Regions from separate parts of the Homo sapiens genome. Here region 1 is linked to region 2. A link is a contact called in ENCODE Hi-C or POLR2A ChIA-PET data. All regions are on one chromosome and are shown on one strand. Each heading gives the region's core, a stretch centred on a gene start or an enhancer-like site at or near the end of the contact. The rest is flanking DNA. Distances are from core to core; before and after follow the strand shown. Region 1 has its middle 88 kb from the start of CPSF6. Region 2 has its middle 51 kb from the start of TODL.

Region 1 (5,090 bases), core at 1,254-3,753, 92 kb before region 2:
CATTCAGTACTGTGCCTTTAATAGCATTAACAATTTGCTTGGCCTAGAGCGGTGGCTCACGCCTGTAATCCCAGCACTTTGGGAGGCCGAGGGGGCAGATCACCTGACGTTGGGAGTTCGAGATCAGCCTGACTAACATGGAGAAACCCCATCTCTACTAAAAATACAAAATTAGCCAGGCATGGTGGCACATGCCTGTAATCCCAGCTACTCAGGAGACTGAAGCTGTGCATGTCTATGTGCTCTGCACTTGAGGTGTCCGTTTCTGTTCAGATCTGGTGTGGCAGGTCTCAAACTGGACTGAAACTCTTTGCTGCATTTGGCCTTTGATCATCTGCCCTAAGAAGGGAGCCCACCTCTGACCTGCTCCTAGTGTCCCTGCTGTCTCCTTTCCAGGCTCCCGCTCCCGACTTTTCCAGGCATGTGGTGGGGCCAGTGTCTCAAGGAAGGCCCCAAACCCTTGCTGGGGCAAACTCCGTCCTACTCCAGAAACAAAAATCAATTGGCCTTCACGCCAGTCGGACACAATATTCCTGTTTAGATGCAGACTCACCTCACACAGCGTGGTGCTGCCATGAATTTTCCTATCACAGTAAAACAGGACGCCTGCTCAGTGAGGAGGGTGAGTGCACTGTTCTTCATGAGTCACAAGGAGAAATGCACTTAATCATTCTCTCTCTCTCTCTTTTTTTTTTTTTTTTGAGACAGAGTCTCACTCTGTAGCTCAGGCTGGAATGCAGAGGTGCAATCTCTCTCACTGCAACCTCTGCCTCCTGGGTTCAAGGGATTCTCCCACTTCAGGCTCCTGAGTAGCTGGGATTACAGGTGCGCACCGCCAGTCCTGGCTAATTTTTGTATTTTTAGTAGAGACAGAGTTTCGCCATATTGTCCAGGCTGGTCTAGAACTCCTGGGCTCAAGTGATCTGCCCACCTCAGCCTCCCAAAGTGCTGGGATTACAGGCTTGAGCCACCACGCCCAGCTCAATCATTCTTTAGTTTGAGAATTTTGCTCCATTATTATATAAATAATGAACATGATTAATGAAGAATATGGAACATTTTGGGCATTGTAGAGGAATGTTAGGAAAAATTATACCGAGAGTTTTGACTCATTTAAATTCTACGTTAATTTAACACTTCTACCCACAGGTTTCTGCACACTTGTGCATGCTCTAATTATTTTCCATAAATGTATTCTGTAGTGTGGGACAGTCTCTGACAGAGTTTCTCCTATATTTGTCTCCTCTGGCTTGTATGTCGACACTTCCCACTTCAATTCTATGCCCCAGCAATTGATGTCATTTAAATAAGTGCCATTTAGTATCTCAAATATTCCATGTTTTTTCTCACTTCTGATACTTCTTATTATGCCTGAAATAGTGCCGTCACTCCTTTCCACCTCTAACCGTTAGTTGGGTAATTTCTACCAATCATCCACATTTCCATCCAGTGGTGTGGAAAGATTTTTAAACCTCATGTCCGGAGCAGGGGGCGGACTTTATGTGCTCTCATAGCCAGAGCTTCCCAGAGTGTGTCCACCAATGACTGCATTAAAACATCACTGGAAACCCAACTGCTTACATAACTGGATATGAAAATCTGCTCCAGGTCTACCAAAGCAAATAACACTCTTTTTTTGGAGATAACGGTGTCATTCTGTCACCCAGGCTGGAGGGCAGTGGCACCATCATAGCTCACTGCAACTTCAAACTCCTGGGCTTAAATAATCCTCCCACCTCAGCCTCCCAAGTAGCTGGGAACACAGGCACACACCACCATGCCCAGCTAATGTTTATGACTTGATTTGTAAAATTTTAAATTTTAAATAGAGATAAATTCTCCCTGTGTTGCCCAGGCTGGTCTTGAACTCTTGGCCTCAAGTGATCCTCCTCACTTGGCCTCCCAAAGTGCTTGGGATTATAGTGGTGAGCCACTGTGTCCAGCCTTGTAGTGTTTTATTTTTTAAGTGTTGTAATGGATGTACCAGTGTTTAATATATCAGTCTTTAAAAAAATAGTTTAAACATCTGTTTTTCCTCACCCCTCACTGAGTACATTGAAAATAGTACAAGTTAAAGCACATGTCTTGTTCTCATCATGTCCATGGCATTCTATACTTCCCCTCCCTTGGCGTTGACCACAATGGGCTATATCTTAATTGCTTGTGTTCTTGTCTGTTTCTCCCAGTGGACTGTGAACTCTTAAGGGCAGGGACTGTTTATTCTTCACTGTTGTATCCCTAGCCTCAAGCCTGATGCTAACACAGAATTTGTGTTCAATAAAAATTTATTGAATGGGCGGGTGGATGGAGGAATATAGGGTAGCCTGATGTCCTCAAAGCAGCCAGCTAACCAGTGCCTACATTCCAACCCGTAAGTTTCCACCACTGACTTACCCTCTTCAACCCGTTTCCTCTTAAAAAAAAAAAAAGTCTCAACGGGCTATTTAAGTGATATGTCCCACAGGGAACACACTCAAATGGCAAAGTCTCACCCGCAGCTGTAATTCCCTAAGTAAACAGCTCTCCTGGGAGGTTCGTAGTCTCAGGTAACTCTGCTGAGTGACTTTGGAGAGCAAGGTAGAAATATTCCCATTTATTCATTATCTACCATGTGCCTAGAACTATCCCAGGCACTTTTATATGTAATACTCTCATTTAATTCTCACAACAATCCTCTAAGGTAGGTATTACTCTCCCCATTTATGCAGATGAGAGAGACTCAGAGAAAGGATAGACCTTGATCAAGCTGCATGCAGAGGAGGAGGCCAGGCTCGGGTCTGTCCAACCCCACAGCCCAGGAACGTTCCTTCTACCATGTGTTCCATGCCAGTGCACAATGCTGTTAGAGATGTAGAATGTTTTGACCTGAAAGGACTCTCACAGGTTGTCCCATGCAATCTACTTCTTGTGATTGAAATAATTTTCCTTAAAAAAAGAAAAGAACTTTGGACTATGTCTCTTGCCAAATAGAATTCTGCAAATTGTGATTTTGCCAAGAGAAACAAAGAACATTCAATTATCCTTAAAGTCTGTCATTGATTGAGTAACTCTTAAAATTAGCCAGGAACATTTTTGGATGTACTGGATAAGTGGGGCATGCCCTGCCATTTTACGTACCTGCAACATGAATTCTGGCTTGGTTTCCTATGGCACAGGGATTACTTTCGTTCATCTCCAAGTGTGGCTCACCAGCCTGCTTTACCACCATGTCTGCTGCCAGGTCAACTCATTTACTTATTAATTGACATTTATTGCACACTTGTTATTTGCCAAGGCCAGGGCTGGGGATTTAATGTGAATTATCTCAGTTAATCCTAACCGTGACTCTATGAAGAAAGTAATATAATTAATTTTATTTTGTCTTTGGGAAAAAAGTAACTTGCTCACAGAGACCATAATTGGTGGACCTGGATTGGGATTCCAGATCAGTGTGAATCCAGAATGAGTGTCTTCACCATGACTTTATGAACCTGCCCCACAGGCAACATTGCAGTCACATGCTGTGACACAGACGCATTGCACACTGGGCAGTTCAAATTATTAGCATTTCCTGGCAGTTTGAATTGCAAGTGACAGGTTGACTTATTGTTGTTGTTTCAGTAAAAGAGCTATACTTTTGTTGCTGTTGTTGAGACAGAGTTTTGCTCTGTCAGCCAGGCTGGAGTGCAGTGGTGTGATCTCAGCTCACTGCAGCCTCAACCTCCTGGGATCAAACAATCCTCCCACCTCAGCCTCCCTAGTAGCTAGGACTACAGGTGTGTACCATCACACCCAGTTAATTTTTTTTTATGTTTTGTAGAGACAAGGTCTCACTATATTGCCTAGGCTGGTCTTGAACTCCTGAGCTCAAGCAATCATCCTGCCTTGGCCTCCCAAAGTGCTGGGATCACAGGTGTGAGCCACTGGGCCCAGTTAGAGTTACACTTTCTGGAACTATCAGGCACTGTTCCAGAATCACAAATCCCTTTCATAAGTAGAAGGGATTTCCTTTGTCTGGATTTTGAAAGAGAATTTCCTTAGAAAGACCTGCTTTGTTGAGAAAATGCAGACAATTATTACTGTTTTCAGCAAGGGGCCTCGGAAAAAGTGAACGCAAATCCTTTAAAGTTAGTGGCTGTTACGAGACAACTCTATAATGTAAAAAGAATGGACAAGACTGAAGCCATTTTGGGATAGTCTTAGTGAACAGGATTAATTTGGTGAGATTTACATCATGCCTAGAACTTTGCCATCACATAATGTTTATTTGTTTTTAAATTTATTTCTTAGGTAACATGAATATAAATAGACACTAGCAAACATCCTCAGGACTGAAACTAGAGAAGTAGTGCTGTAATGGAAACAGCTGTATGAGAAATTTCTTGAAGCTATGTTTACGATCACCTCCTTTTGGGAGATAAGGAAAAGAAAGCAGATGTCAGCCTGTGGAATATTTCACAGAGAATAGTTTATGATTATGTTACCTCGAGGAGAAGGAGAAGTAAAACTGATACTTTATGTTTAGTTTGGAATGAAAGATGTATTGGGCATACTTTGGCATTGGTGAGTGAGACCTGGCCACAGAGACTACAGAGCCAATATCAATTAGAGGAGGGGAATTAGAATCCAGTCCTGCTCTCTGGGCAGGAGTGTGTGTTGTGAGCCCAGAAAATCTGGAACATGTCTCAATTAATTTAGAAAGTTTATTTTGCCAAGGTTGAGAATGAGCCCATGACACAGCTTCAGGAGGTCCTGATGACATGTGGCCAAGGTGGTCAGGGCACAGCTTGGTTTTATACATTTTAGGGAGACATGAGACATCAATCAATATATGTAAGAAGCACATTGGTTCGGTCTGGAAAGGTGGGATGATTTGAAGCAAAAGCGGGATGATTGGAAGCAGGGGAGGGAGCTTCCAGGTCACAGATAGGTGATATACAAGCAGTTATATTCTTTGTAACCGAGTTTCTAATTCGCCTTTCCAAAGGGGGCAAATCAGATGTGCATCTATCTCAGTGAGCAGAGGAGTGACTTTGAATAGAATGGGAGGCAGGTTTGCCCTAAGTAGCTTCCAGTTTGAGTTTTCCATAGCGATGTTGGGGGCCCAAGAT
Region 2 (5,465 bases), core at 716-3,215:
TGTCATATGATATAATGAACCAGAAAATCTAGGCCTGAAGATTAACATCTTCCTCTTTGGAAAGAAATCTTCCTCTTTGCCAATGACAAGGCCAAGATATGGGTTATAAATTCCTGTAAGAAAGAAACATCAGCCGGCTTAAAAGGAAAAATCACCCACCCCACCTACATTTATCAGTGATAGCTGATAGGACTATCAGATACTGAAGAAGTGAAAAGGCAGGTCTCACCCACACCCTATGCAGTGACTCTCTGCAATCTTTTAAATGTGCTGGTGGTTTCACACAAGGTATCCAATCTGCCCCGAATGCCCCTCAGTTTGTATGTCATTTTCTTTTCTTATAAACCATTCTGTCTTTTTTCTCTCCCCCCCCAACACTCTGTATATACATATACCTATATTGTACACATGTATGCATATGTATACATGCATAGATGTAATCACACCTTTTAAGCTATATTTTTCCCTTTTTTTCTTAGCTCACCCTTTCTTCTTTCTTCCCCTTCTTCTCACATGAGCCGCTCTCCAAAGGAAACCATGTTGTTTACATGACTGTTTCTTCCATAGTTTTACCAATGCTCATCTAATGCTATTTAAATAAATATGTAAACACACAAATGCATTTTCACACATACATTTTATACAGGTGCATGCCATTCTTTTTTTTTACAAAGATGAGATCATATTATATGTACTTTTTTTTTTTTTTTTAAATGAGTGTTGCCCTGTCTGTTGTCCAGGCTGAAGTATAGTGGTGCAATCTTAGCTCACTGCAACTTCCGCCTCCCAGGTTCAAGCGATTCTCCTGCCTCAGCCTCACGAGTAGCTGGGATTACAGGTGCTTGCCACCATGCTCAGCTAATTTTTGTATTTTTAGTAGAGATGAGGTTTCACCATGTTGACCAGGCTGGTCTCGAACTCCTGACCTCAAGCAATCCGCCTGCCTGGGCCTTCCAAAGTGTTGGGATTGCAGGCGTGAGCCATCGCACCCAGACTGTATGTACTTCTAGCCAATTTAAAATAAATCTTTGTATAAAATGATGTTGATACTAATTTTTCAGCATTATTTGAATTAAAATATTTTTTCCAGGTAAGTAAATTCTAGTATCAACAATATTGTACCTTGTACCTGTTCTGTCCAAAACTTCTTGTATGATATGAGGTTTTTGGGGTTTTGTGAGTTTTGTTTGTTTTGCTTTGTTCTGAGAGAGGGTCTCCCTCTGTCACTCAGGCTGGAGTGCAGTGGCTCAATCTCAGCTCACTACACCTCTACCTCCTGGGCTCAAGTGATCCTCCCATCTCAGCCTCCTGAGTAGCTGGGACCGCAGGCACACGCCACCAAGCCTAGCTAATTTTTAAGCTTTTTCTAGACACGGGGTCTTGCTATGTTGCCCAGGCTGGTGTGGAATTCCTGGACTCAAGTGATCGTCCCACCTCAGCCTCCCAAAGCTGGGGTTACAGGTGTGAGCCACTGTGCCTGGCATGATATGAGTTTTTAATATTATATAAACACATGTCTATCTTTGTATTTATTTATTTATTTATTGAGACAGGGTTTCACTCACATCACCCAGGCTGGTGGAGTGCAGTGGCATGCTCTTAGCTCACTACAACCTCTGCTTCAAGGGCTCAAGCAATCCTCCTTCCTCAGCCTCCCAAGTAACTGGGGCTATAGGCAGGCACCACCAGGCCTGGCTAATTTTTGTATTTTTAGTAGAGGTGGTGTTTCACCATGTTGCCCGGGCTGGTCTCAAACTCCTGACTTCAAGTGATCCATCTGCCTCCGCCTCCCAAAGAGTTGGGATTACAGGTGTGGGCCACCGTGCCCGGCCTATCTTTTCTATTATAGCTTCTTGAGTTTCCTCTTTATCTTCTTCTCTCATCTAATCCTTCTGACTCACACTTACTCAACTTCCCAGAATCAACTCAAACTCAGAAGTCACCTCTTAAGTATCAACTTCCCTGACTCACCCTTCCTTCCATCCCAGGCAGGGTTAATTCTCTTTCCTCTGTGCAAACCTCCTTAGCACACATTGAATTGTTCTTGTCTGAGTTTGTCAGCCCCACTGATTACAAGCTTCTAGAAGGCAGACTCAGTATCCTATTCACCTTTACCAAATCCAGCAGCAAACAGAGTGCTTTAAATGCCACTACTCGATATTTCATTGACAAATTACATATTTCAATGTTTTTATGTAAATTTTTATTTTATACCTAGTGTAAATGATTTAATCAGTGCTTCCAAAAAGCAAGCTGAAAGCAAAAGATTAGGTTAACTTGATATTCCTGAATGAGATGACAAGAGTGTATACATGTGATGCTTAGTGGATCTTTTAGGGGGGAAAAAAGCATTTATTCATTTTACCATAGACTCTGAATTACTACACAGAGGGAGACAAGTCAAGAACCAGTGCAATATTTGTCCTGTGCCTGACTTGTTTCACTTAACACATTGTCCTCCAGATTTATCCATATTCTCACAAACGACAGGACTTTGTTTTTTATGACCAAATAGTATTCCATCATATGTATATAACACATTTAAAAAATCCATTCATTTGTTGATGAACACTTAGGTTGATTCCATATCTTGGCTATTGTGAATAGTGCTGTAATAAATATGAGAGTACAGATATCGCTTTGACATACTGATTTCATTTCCTTTGTATATATACCCAGCAGTGGTATTGCTGAATCACGTGGTACTTCTATTTTTAATTCTTGGAAACTCCATACTGTTTTCCATAATGGCTGTACTAATTTACTTTTCCACCAACAGTGTATAAGAATTCCCCTTTCTCCACACATAAGGACAAATACTGCATGATCTCACTCATAGGTGGAATATAAAAAAATGGATCTCATAGAAGTAGATAGTAGAATGGTGGTTATCAGAGGCTGGGGAGAGTAAGGAGGAGAGGGGGATGGGGACAGGCTGTCAACAGGTACAAAGGTACAGGTCCATTGGATGGATACTGCTGGTGTTCCAGGGTACAGTAGGGTGACTATAGTCAACAATAGCGTATTGTATACTTCCAAGTTGCTAGAAGAGAGAATTTTGAATGTTCTTACCACAAAGGAATAAAAAGTGTTTGAGGTGATGTCTATGCTCATTATCCTGATTTGATCATTACACAATGTATAATATATGTATCAAAACATGACATTCTACCCCATAAATATGTACAGGTATTATGTGTCAATTAGAAATAAAATAATCATTTTTAAAATGAATTAATGTGCATTTTTGTAGACATTAAGTCTTTATCAAAAAATTAAATGCCTGAATGTATGATGTGCATGTTTCCAACAATATAAAGTGATTGATACTGATACTCACCGTCCTAAGATGGCCACCATTATGTAGATGCTCTATGGCTTTAGAATTTTAATTTGCTGTCAGAAAGTATTCTGTTGGGTAAAATTTCCTATGGAGTTATCAGATCTTCTTACTTTCTTATTTTCGTCTTTTGTCTACTTCAAATGATTATTGAGGAGAAAAGCTTAGGAATGTAGATATTAAAATGATAGCCTTGACTTTGCCTAATTCTTTTTTTTTTTTTAATTTTCGGACAGGGTCTTGCTCTGTCACTTAGGCTGGAGTGCAGTGATGCAATTACTGCTCACTGCAGCTTCCATCTCCTTGGCTCAAGCCATCCTCCTGCCTCAGCTGCCAGAGTAGCTGGAAGTACAGGCTCAGACCACCACACTTGGCCAATTTTTTTTTTTTAATTTTTAGTAGACATGAGGTCTCCCTGTTTTGCCTGGGCTCAAATGATCCTCCTGCCCCAGCCCCCTAACGTGCTGGGATTACAGGCGTGAGCCACTGTGCCTGGTCTACTTCTTTATCAAAAGGTTTTTTTTTCCCCTTAACAGAACCAGTCACCTTGAAAACTATTGGAATAAAATTATTGTGATTATCTTAAAACCTAGTGTTTGTTCCTGTTTCTGTAACATTTACTATTTGGAAGGCAATAGTAAACTTCAATTTATCTTAAAGTTAAATTTGGCTTAAACCAACATGTAGTTCCTGGAAGATGATAGATACTTAATAAATATTTATTGGATGAAGAACTGATGAATTGTGGTAACTGACAACCTCATTTCTAACTCTGTTAACTCATATATTTGCAGCTGTTTTAAAATACACTCACTATTTTCTAACTTGTTGCTTTAAAAAAAGTTAATCCCCAAAAAGGGCATTTGGCAGAAAGTAATATTGCCCAAGGACCCCAACAGGAAACCTATGTTTGGAGTCTTGCCTCCTTGGCAATTTAGGACCAAAAGCAACTTCTAGTAACAAGCTTATGGAAGCACTCTTTTGAGCGTTGGCTCATACAAATATTTTGTGGTTTTGGTGTCAAGTATAAACAAACTAAAAAACTAAAAATAAATCTAAAAGTAGACCTTTCTTCAGAATTTGACTTGGGAATATGGATCTTACTCTATATGTTACTGGGCAAATAATAAGTATACTAAGGAAGGTATGGAATTTGATATGGACTGCAATGCTAAAAAACACAAAATGACTTAAATCTTCCATCACCACTCAAGCCATTTGGAAGGTAAATCAGAGAATAGAATTTTCTTAAAGAACTTATTAAACAATGTATCAATTCTTTAGCAATAAATAAAAAATAAAAAGCATTGCACAATCTTCCCTTCTTCAGCCAACATTCCACTCTCCCAACGTCTGGGAAACTGGACAGGGAGGAAGCAGACTGCTTCTAATTACCCTGTGGCAGCCAAAGATGGCTTCAACTTTTAAGGTATGAGAATATTAAAAATAGTAAATGTTTTTACAAACCTCTCACAGATATTTAGCTTGAAAAATAAATAAAAACATTCAGCTCTAGTTTTCTTATTTTGCCCTTGGCATCACTTCCCAAGTATTTGATCCTGATGGAAAATTGTGATTTTATTGATGGCCCCCATCAGGATTCTGTAACTCTTCCTTGGGTACTGGAGAAAGAAACAGGTCCTACTGGTGGACCTCACAGTCCAGTGGCTCAATCACAGGGCATTCGGAGGAAGAACAATCTGGCTCTCAGAGGCACCCAACACAAGTGACATTCACTACAACTAATGTTCAGGTGGTAAGACTGCAAAGATGAATCCAAGGCAGAGACAACCTTCCAGAACTCTCTTCCCTTCCAGAGTCTGGTCTCCATTCTCCTGGACCAGGGACTTGCTTCTATTAAAATAAGTCTTGTAATTTCCAGAACAATGAATTCAGACCATGTCAAATTTGTTTCTTTTTTAAGCTAGGGAACTCTAATGAGCCTTCCTCCAAGATTTCCTAGGTCTGAGGAAACTGTGCCTCCTTCAGGGTCTCCAGGAGGAGCACTTCTTACTAAAACTTAGCAGGCAGAAACATTGGAAATGGTTCAAGAGGCAACTGGAGCAGCCATTTCTCTGGTATGTGACGACTGTGGCCCATAGCAGGGACAGCCTCAACTCCAGAA

What was found. A loop is a pair of places that touch in the nucleus more often than their neighbours do. ChIA-PET counts read pairs that join two places held with the same protein, here RNA polymerase II (POLR2A). Pooled maps may share reads with other maps.
Region 1: a loop to region 2 is called in a map of prostate gland, with 2.1 times the contacts of the local background. The contact joins two enhancer-like sites. A Hi-C loop is called at or near these places in 3 of 168 maps with a recorded cell type or tissue (IMR-90, endothelial cell of umbilical vein and prostate gland) and 12 of 50 pooled maps. POLR2A ChIA-PET finds 5 or more read pairs at or near these places in 2 of 52 experiments (activated B cell and activated naive CD4-positive, alpha-beta T cell).

What each region holds. Positions count from the first base shown.
Region 1 is chr12:69,148,729-69,153,818 of GRCh38, reverse strand. No RefSeq gene overlaps it. Among named protein-coding and RNA genes, the nearest start is that of CPSF6, 88 kb to the left of the region's middle. Within about 2 kb of position 2,503, at least 3 of the 41 ENCODE cell types and tissues checked have a DNase peak (open chromatin) inside an H3K27ac peak, as active enhancers do.
Region 2 is chr12:69,056,156-69,061,620 of GRCh38, reverse strand. No RefSeq gene overlaps it. Among named protein-coding and RNA genes, the nearest start is that of TODL, 51 kb to the right of the region's middle. Within about 2 kb of position 1,965, at least 4 of the 41 ENCODE cell types and tissues checked have a DNase peak (open chromatin) inside an H3K27ac peak, as active enhancers do.